Regions from separate parts of the Homo sapiens genome. Here region 2 is linked to region 1. A link is an interaction called in ENCODE POLR2A ChIA-PET data of the cell type or tissue named here. Cell type or tissue: GM12878. All regions are shown on one strand. Links, peaks and the distances in the headings refer to the core of each region. The heading gives the core; the rest is flanking DNA.

Region 1 (3,957 bases), core at 1,450-3,949:
TGAACCTCCACGCCCCGCCCTGCTGGCCTGTTGTGATGGCTTCTGGTGGTGTGGGGAAAGCTGGGAGCCCTGCCCTGTGCACCTCCCAACATTGACCCCAGCACTTAGGATTACCATCTGTTGTTCAGGAACTTTACTTTACTTCCCTTAGGAAAAAAAGACAAAGAAAAAAAAGAAAAGAAGAAGAAAGCAAAAAAGGCCTCAACCAAAGATTCTGAGTCACCGTCCCAGAAGAAAAAGAAGAAAAAGGTAGAGAGTTCCTGGGGTGTCTCAGGCCAGAAAACAGACCCAAACCCAAGCCCCCTCCTACACACCCAGACCTGGTTCCTGCCCCCTTCCCATTTTCGGGGCCCAGTCGGGGGCGTCAGGGGTTGTGACACACCAGGGAAGAGGCTGGCAGGGCATGTTCCCTGAGCACATGGAAGCCGTAGAAGTGGCCTGCCGGAGGTAGAAGGGTGTTGGGGAAGGAAGGAGAGACTCCCCCCAGCACAGGGAAACCAGGTAGACTGTGGCAGGTTTCCAGGTGAAAGGAAACGTTGCCTGGGCTGCGTGTGCCCCAGCTGGCAGGCTAGCCCTGAACAACAGCTGTCCTCACGGCGCGGGGCCTTAGCACCTCAGACACAGATGAAGTTCTCACCTTGGCCAGCAGGGCCTCAGCTGTATTTAGGAGAGCTGAACATCTGTTTGCCTCTGCCCTTGGAGGTCGCTGCAGACCCAGTATCTATTCTAGGGGAATTCACTAGTCCTCAGGAGGTGGGGGCAGCAGTGGGTGGGGAAAAGCTGCAGGTCTGAGAGCCTCTCGTACTTCCCTCCTCACAGAAGAAGACAGCAGAGCAGACTGTATGACGAGCACCAGCACCAGGCACAGGTACGCTTCCCAATCATTCCTGAGCATTCAGGGTGGGAGGACAGCTCTGGTGTCCCCTGTGGTCCCAGAGAGCCAGGCAGACCTGATAGGTGGGCTCTAAGGGGAAAGGAGGCTGGGGAAAGAGGTTCTGTTGCCAAGGGTCCATGGGGCCACTGGGGTGACATCAGGAGCTGGCACTGCAGCATCAGAAGGATCCAGAACAGTAATGGCAGTGGTGACACCGAGTGCACCTGGGTGCAGGGGTTGTGCATGCTTTAGGGGGTGTGCCCTGGGATGGAGCCTGTTTGTAGGTGAGGTCGGATACAGCTTGGTTCCTCCTTCACTTGTGAGCGGTTCATTTTCCTCATGATCCTGTAACTTGGGGGCATTTCCTTTTGGGAAGGAAGATGGTTTACTCAAGATGAGCTATCACCATGGATCTATGCTTCCCTATGGAGGACAGGCCCTGCCAAGTGGTGGTGACAGTTAGCTGCTCCACCTGGCTCTGCTGGCCCTGTGGTCACCCAGCCTCCTGTAAATGGGGGTGATGCAGAGCCCGCCTCCTGGGCCAGTGGTGAGGCTTATGTGAAGCTAAACTAAACACTAAAGGACTCAGCCCAGTTCTCAGAACATTCCAAGTGCTAAAAAATGTCCACTGTGGTTAATGCCTCCCCCCTGCATTGGAGATGCCAGATTTCATTTTCCTTGCAGGGGAAAAGGGTCAGGAAATTTGACATCTGCATGTGTTTCCTTCCCCTAGGGATTTCCTAGCCGAGCAGTGGCCATCCCCATGCCTCTGACCTCCACCGACCTCTGCCCACCATGGGTTGGAACTAAACTGTTACCTTCCCTCGCTCCACAGAAGAAGACAGCCAGCTTCAGGGGTCCCTGTGCTGGCCAAGCCAGTGAGCCTGCGGGGAGGCTGGTCCAAGGAGAAAGTGGACCAGCTCCCATGACCTCACCCCACTCCCCCAACACAGGACGCTTCATATAGATGTGTACAGTATATGTATTTTTTTAAGTGACCTCCTCTCCTTCCACAGACCCCACATGCCCAAAGGCCTCGGGACTTCCCACCACCTTGCTCCACAGATCCAGCTAGGCCTGACCTGTGCCTCATCCCGTGCCGCTCGGTCTCTGGCTGATCCCGAGGCTTTGTCTTCCTCTCGTCAGTTCTTTTGGTTGTGTTTTTTGTTTTTTTTTTAATAACTCAAAAAAAAAATAAAAGACTTGGAGGAAGGGTGCAAGCTCCCAGTGCATCTGGGGCACATGTTTCTTGGAAGGGACTGTCTCGCCGACACTCGGGATTCCCTCTTGCCTGCATGTTGAGGCTATGGGTGACCGTGGTTAGTGGGACAGGCAGTGAGCAGTGAAGTGCCTGAGTGCCGAATTGGTGGGGAAGGCTTCCTGGATGAGGTGGCATCTAAACTAAAGGATGGAACTAAAGGATGGTCATGGTTGATTTCCTGTTGCCAGAGTAAGTCATGTAAATACCCAAAGACAAGAAATGGAAGGGGCTGAGAATCCTCGAGTTAGGCCTCGAGCTAGGGGCAGGCTCCCTGGAGGTGCCTGGTGAACAGCTGTGGCAGGCACAGCAGGTCTAGGAAAATCGGAAGTGAGTTGCCCCTCAAATCGAGCTCACCATGGTTCTGTGGTGGTGAGGGCAAGAAGTGGATGAACATGAAAGACAGGATGATGTCTTGGGTGTGGACTGAGGGAGGGGAGGGATAGCAAAGGAGGTGGTCTGCTGCTCCAGCCTGGAAATGCAGAAGCCCACTTCCCTGGGCCCAGAGCCATGTGGAACACCAGGGGTCCTGGAGATGGTCTCCAGAGCTTTTAGCCTCATGCTGGAAACAGCCAGAGGCAGTGCAGAAAAGGAATGCATGGCTGGAGGTGTCGGAGACCCAGGTTGGCATCCAGCTGCACCCTTGACTCGGGGCCCGGGGCCAGACCCTCCACCATCTGGCCTCTCTCCTCTCAAGCATGTTGCTCTAGAACAGAACTACAGAGTAGTGTCCTCATTGGGCCTTGTTGACCCACAGCAAGACTTTAAACTTAAAAATGGGGTGATTTCACTGCAGTTCTTGATTTCTGGCTCCTCTTAAAAAGATAACATCTGGCAACGGGGGCTGTGCTTCCTCCTGGCAGCAACCAGATAGAGCTGAGTAGCAGTCAGCCCCTTAGGTAAGGCATGGGCACCCAGTTCTCCACAGTCCCCTACTTCCTGTCCATCCTGACACGGAGGCCCTATGTCGGTTGCCATCTGTCATCACATTCACACTGTTCTTAGTATAGAAATGAAATTGGGGACATAGGAAAATGAAAGCTGTACCAAGAAGAGCTTGTGCTTAAACTAGGCAAGAGCCTATTTCTTTTTGGAAGTAGAGTGTTCGTGTGTGTTAAACATGTAATCAAGTATGTCTGTGTCCAAAGACTACAAGCCCCCCCCCAGGCCTGCCTGGCCCCGCAGGCATCTCTGTGGGTTACTTGGGCTGCGTTCTCCCACCTCAGTGACTGGATTTAGCGTCTTTAGTTACCTCTTTAGGATAAATGAACTGGATCTCAACAGAAGAGCCAGGAGCCAGAGTGTTCTAATTACTACCTTTTATTCTAATGTGAACCATGGCCCTGAAAGCTGATAACAAGCTTGGCTGAGCAGAGGGAACTAGGGGTCGGCAGAAAGGATTATGGGTGGAAAACATTGGCTCTTCCTTGGGGAGTGATGCTGGGGAAAGGGAAGAGAGTGGCTCAGCCTGCAGGTAAATAGGCTAGAAAAGCCAAGGCCAAAGGCTGGAGGGGAGAGGACAGTCAGCATGTCCAGCCTGGGGTCTGGGTGTAGGGTTATCCCTTCTCCCTGTGCCTTCCCATCTCGTCCATGAGCCTAGGTCTTGGAGCCTTGTGTTGGAGGCTGCTGTGATGTCAGGAACGGGGATCTGTCTAGCTTTTGGCCACTTCCTGGGACCTCACGCCCCTGTTGACAGATGGAGATTGGGCAGCAGGGCCTTGCTGCATTGTTATCTGCTGTTCCGACTTGGTTTGTCTTGTCCAAGGGTGACGAAAGAGCCAGGCACCAGGGTCTCATGGGATGAGGTACAGGGTGGGAGATGGGG
Region 2 (5,406 bases), core at 1,388-3,887, 77 kb after region 1:
CAGATGGTGGAGGAGTGGATGAGAAATGGCCTGTGGTGAGGGCAAGTCCAGGGCAGAGCCCCTCTGACCAGCAGCTGAGAGGATGGGAAGGAACAATCCCTGGACGGCCCTTCACACCTACCGCCCTGACGGCACCTGAGCCTAGCACTCTGCTCGCCAGGCCTGGACTCAGCCCTGGGCCCTGGACCAGGCCTTATCCTCAAGGGACTTTGAGCCTCTAGATGATAAGGGTCATCTAAAGACCACTTGTGCTTGGCAGTGTTTTACTTTTGTCAGGTTGTAATTGGTGCATTACAATGAACACAGTAAAAGGGGAAATGAACTGATTGACATTTATTTGTAGAAGCTGTCATCTTCTCTGTGTGAGCATTTTGTAGATCTTTTGGCCTCCATTCCTGTTCTCTTAGTCAAGCTAAATGGTCCAGGGACTGAAGATCCCACAGCTTGGCTCTTTTGCAAGGTGAGGGGATCTCCTGCAGGTTGGGCAAAGCTTCATTTTCTCTTCTGTACAATGCGGGTGAAAAAAATCTCCGCTGTGTCTACCTCTCAGGGCTGCTGTGGGGCACCAAGGAATTGGTGTACAGAATGAGAAAGTTCATTTGTTCTTTCTTTCTTTCTGTTTTTTTTTTTTTGGCGGGGGGGCGGTGGGGGGACGGAGTCTCGCTCTGTTGCCCAGGCTGGAGTGCAGTGACGTGATCTCAGCTCACTGCAAGCTCTGCCTCCTGGGCTCACGCCATTCTCCTGTCTCAGCCTCCCCAGCAGCTGGGACTACAGGCACCCGCCACCACGCCCAGCTAATTTTTTGTATTTTTAGTAGAGACAGGGTTTCATGAGGTTAGCCAGGATGGTCTCCTTCCCTCCCTCCCTCCCTCCCTCCCTCCCTTCCTTCCTTCCTTCCTCCTTCCTTCCTTCCTCTCTCTCTCTTTCTTTCTTTCTTTTTTTTTTTTTTTTGAGATGGGGTCTCACTCTGTCGCCCAGGCTGGAGTGCAGTGGCGCAATCTTGGCTCACTGCAACCTCCGCCTTCCGGGTTCAAGCAATTCTCCTGCCTCAGCCTCCCAAGTAGCTGGGACTACAGGCGCATGCCACCATGCCCAGTTAATTTTTGTATTTTTAGTAGAGACGGGGTTTCCCCATATTGGTCAGGCTGATCTTGAACTCCTGACCTCATGATCCACCTGCCTCGGCCTCCCAAAGTGCTGGGATTACAGGCGTGAGCCACCTTGCCTGGCTTCTTCCTGGTTTTTAGAAAGTACTTTCTGGCCAGGTGCTGTGGCTCACGCCTGTAATCCCAGCACTTTGGGAGGTCAAGGGTGGCAGATCACCTGAGGTCAGGAGTTTGAGACCAGCCTGGCCAACATGGTGAAACCCCCATCTCTACCAAACAAACAACAAAAAACAAACAAACAAACAAAATTAGTTGGGCGTGGTGGTGGGTGCCTATAATCCCAGCTACTCAGGAGGCTGAGGCAGGATAATTGCTTGAACCTGGGAGACAGAGGTTGCAGTGAGCTGAGATCGCGCCACTACACTCCAGCCTGGGCAACACGAGCGAAACTCCGTCACAAAAAACAAAACAAAACAAAACCAAAACCAGGAGGAAAGTACTACATGTGAAATGGATTGTGCTAGCAGCACACAGGAGTGAGGGATGAAGGTCTGGGAAGGCACAACATGCATCTTTAGGCTCTGCCTGAAACAGGAAACCTGGACCCCAAGACAGGACTTCTTTGGGAACCCACTGGAAGTGCTCTTCAAACAGCAGTGGCACTGATGAAAGTGGTGTGTAGAAGGAAAGGGCACGAGGGAATCCCGTGGAAGTGAGGGAAGGAGGCACAGAGCCCAGGTGGTCTTGGTGAATTTGGGGGCTTATGGCCCCTAGGTACTGGGAGGTAGTGTGAGTGGTGACAATAATTGCATCTTTTAGTTGGATGGACCCGGATTCCAAACGTCTTCTGCCACCCCTGTCTGTGTGACCTGGGGGAAGTTGCTGTACCTCTCTGGGCTGCTGAAGTAACAGATACAAGAAAGCAGGTGGCATGCATCAGAGTCAGTAATTAATTGCTGTGAATTACCCACATCCCCTATATCAGTCTTCGGTTTCTACATTTTATATCCATTGTATGGCTGAAGCAGGGATAGCCTTCCCATTTTACAGATTTTCTCTGCTGTTTGTTTAACAGATATCAAGGTCTGCCAGGAGGAAAACAGTCCTAGCACTTGAAAAGTTCAGTGTGTGTGTGTGTGTGTGTGTGTGTGTGTGTGTGTGTGTGTGTTGGGGGAGGGAGGGCGCAGTGGGGGGCGGAGGGAAAGAGAGAGGAAACTGTTACAGCATGTGGTCAATGCTGTAATTATGGTGACCATGTTCTCCAAACCACAAATCAGGTCACGTGGTCTGACAGAGGCTATTTTCTGCCTCCACTGAAGTCCAAACATGAAATCACATGTAGTTACACATTCATTGAATCACCTTTTCTTTTTTTTAAAGAAGCAAATGACATGAAATTTGGATTGTCCTTGACAAATCCTGCTATATTCCCAGAAAATCACTAGAGCTGTGACTGGGGCCCATACAGACCTCTAGCAGGAGCAAGAAGGTTTCCTGGACCAAGCGCTACTTAAGTGGGACCTTGAAGGCTAAATAGGTTTCCAGGCAGAGAAAAAGGTGGTGGCCTGGATGCCCTTGGGACAGGACTTACTCTTCCTGCTCTAAAGACAGCACTGGCCGGGTGTGGTGGCTCACGCCTATAATCTCAGCACTTTGGGAGGCCAAGGTGGGAGGATCACTTGAGCTGGGGAGCTCAAGACCAGCCTGGGCAACATAGGGAGACCCTGTATCTACAATTTTTTTTTTTTTTTTTGAGACAGAGTTTCGCTCTTGTTGCCCAGGCTGGAGTGCAGTGGCGTGAATTCAGCTCACTGCAACCTCCGCCTCCCAGGTTCAAGCGATTCTCCTGCGTCAGCCTCCCAAGTAGCTGGGATTACAGGCACCCGCCACCATGCCCGGCTAATTTTTTTTTTTGTATTTTTAATAGAGATGGGGTTTCACCATGTTGGCCAGGCTGGTCTCGAACTCCTGACCTCGTGATTCACCCGCCTCGGCCTCCCAAAGAGCTGGGATTACAGGCGTGAGCCACCGCGCCTGGACTTTTTTTTTTTTTTTTGAAACGGATGGAGTCTTGCTCTGTCACCCAGGCTGGAGTGCAGTGGCGCAATCTCGGCTCACCGCAACCTCTGCCTCCCAGGTTCAAGCGATTCTCTTGCCTCAGCCTCCCGAGTAGCTGGGATTACATACGTGCGTCACCATGCCTGGCTAATTTTTGTATTTTTAGTAGAGACCAGGTTTCACCATGTTGGCCAGGCTGGTCTTGAACTCCTGACCTCAGGTGATCCGCCCGCCTTGGCCTCCCAAAGTTCTGGGATTATAGGCATTAGACACTGCACCCGGCAATTCTTTTTTTTTTAAGAGACAAGGTCTCACCCTGTTACCCAGGCTAGAGTGCAGTGATGTCATCATGGCTCACTGCAGCCTCGATCTTCCAGGCTCAAGTGATCCTCCTACCTCAGCCTCTCAAGTACCTGGGACCACAGGCGCACAACACTATGCCTAGAGTATGTATGTATGTAGAGACGGGATCTCCCTATGTTACCCAGGCTGGTCTTGAACTCCTGGGCTCAAGTGATCCTCCTGCCTCAGCTCAGCCACTGTGCCCAGCCTCTGCAAAATTTTTCTTTTTAAATTAGGTGGCACGTGCCTGTAATTCCAGCTACTCAGGTGGCTGATGTGGGAGGATTGCTTGAGCCTGGGAGGTCCAGGCTGCAGTGGGCCATGATCACACCACTGCACTCCAACCTTGGCCACAGAACAAGACCCTGTTAAAAAAAGAAAGAAAGGAAGAAGGGAGGGAGGGAGGGAGAGAGACAGAAAAGTAGCTTGCTGGGAACTGGTGGTGCTGGCTGAAGTAGGCAACAGTGTTTGTTTTCAGTTACTTTTCACTTTCATTGTTCCAAAGACCAGCCCCAGCCTCCTAGGAAACAAAATTGTTACAGACTAAAACAACGTGGTTACACTGCGTTGTATCTTCCTATGCATTACGGCACTTTCTCACAGTGGACCGTATAGTCTTTGAGGACAGGAACCACATCTATCTTATTCATCTCTGTGTCTCCCTATTTCCCTTCTGCCACCAGGATGGTGTGAGGAAGACTATAGAAGAGGCACTAATAATTGTTGAATGAAGAGTGAAGTACCATTGATGGGCATTTTGTTAGGTAGACAGTGTCCTCTGTTTCATAATGAACCTGTGAACTTTCATTTCATCTGTTTATTCAGCAAGTATGTGCTGGTTGCCTACAATGTGCCTGGTGCTGTTTGGGGCACTGGGGCTCAGGGCGTCTGAGACACACACAGTCCTGCCCACATGGAGCTCACAATCTAGAGGGAGAGAGTGGCAGCTGACAGGTAACTACGAGGGTGATAAAGAGGGAGATGTGAAGTGTATACAGGAAGCCTGGTTTGGATTAGGGTCTGAGGAAAAGCCCAGGAGGAAATTAAGTTTAATTGGAGACTTATAGCTGGGGATGGTGGCATGTACCTGTGGTCCCAGATACTAGAGATGCTGAGATGGGAGGATTGCTTGAGTGCAAGAGTTTGAGGCTGCAGCAAGCTGTGATCTTGCTCACCGTACTTCAGCCCAGATGACACAGCGAGAGCCTGACACATTTAAAAAAAAAAAAAAAAAAAAAAAAGGCTGGTAATCCCAGCACTTTAGGAGGCCGAGGCAGGCAGAGACAGGCAGATTGCTTGAGCTCAGGAGTTCAAGACCAGCCTGGGCAACATGGTGAAACTCTGTCTCTATAAAAAATTAAAAATTAGCTGGGCTTGGTGGCATATGCCTGAAGTCCGAGCTACTTGGGAGGCTGAGGTGGGAGGATTGCTTGAGCCTGGAAGGTCAAGGCTGCAGGGAGCCGTGATCACACCACTGCACTCCAGCCTGCAGGAAAAAAAGAAAAAAGAAAAAAAGAAAAAAAAAAATCTCAGACCTAAAGGATCACAATGAATCATTCATCTAACATTTAAACAGTCAACCCTCTATACCCACAGATTCTGAATCTGTGGATTCGACCGACCATGGATCGAAAACATATTTTAAAAAATTGTCTGTATTGAACATGTGCAGACTTTTTTTGGGTCATTATTCTCTAAAAAATATAGCAATTCTTTGCATACAATTTACATTGTATTAGGTATTACAAGTAATCTAGAGATGATTTAAAGTATATGGGAGGATGTACATAGGTTATATGCAAATATTAAGCCATTTTATATCAGGGATATCCACACATTTTGATATCCATGAAATGTCCTGGAATCATTCCCCCATGGATACTGAGGGACAACTGTAACT

The links. Peaks named below come from ENCODE experiments on the same cell type or tissue, not always from the same donor. Only the 100,000 strongest peaks of a DNase experiment are listed, where the experiment ranks them.
Region 2: POLR2A ChIA-PET joins it to region 1 with 8 read pairs; 9 of 35 experiments call an interaction of 5 or more read pairs at or near these places.

What each region holds. Positions count from the first base shown.
Region 1 is chr5:150,398,203-150,402,159 of GRCh38, forward strand. TCOF1 (treacle ribosome biogenesis factor 1) reads left to right here. Exons shown (of 27, transcript NM_001371623.1): 25 at 152-249; 26 at 820-868; 27 at 1,608-2,091. The coding sequence ends at 846. CD74 (CD74 molecule) reads right to left here. Exons shown (of 9, transcript NM_001025159.3): 9 at 3,437-3,957. Among named protein-coding and RNA genes, the nearest start is that of CD74, 13 kb to the right of the region's middle. RefSeq lists enhancers at 47-146, 777-936, 1,847-1,936, 2,007-2,086, 3,647-3,916 and 1 more. In GM12878, for the core only: no CTCF peak of the experiment used is centred there; no DNase peak of the experiment used is centred there.
Region 2 is chr5:150,475,205-150,480,610 of GRCh38, forward strand. It overlaps NDST1-AS1 (NDST1 antisense RNA 1), which reads right to left. Exons shown (of 3, transcript NR_105061.1): 3 at 312-555. Among named protein-coding and RNA genes, the nearest start is that of NDST1-AS1, 8.1 kb to the right of the region's middle. RefSeq lists an enhancer at 1,616-1,785 and a cis regulatory region at 1,701. In GM12878, for the core only: no CTCF peak of the experiment used is centred there; a DNase peak (open chromatin) is centred at 2,377; H3K4me3 peaks cover 307 bases; H3K27ac peaks cover 1,385 bases.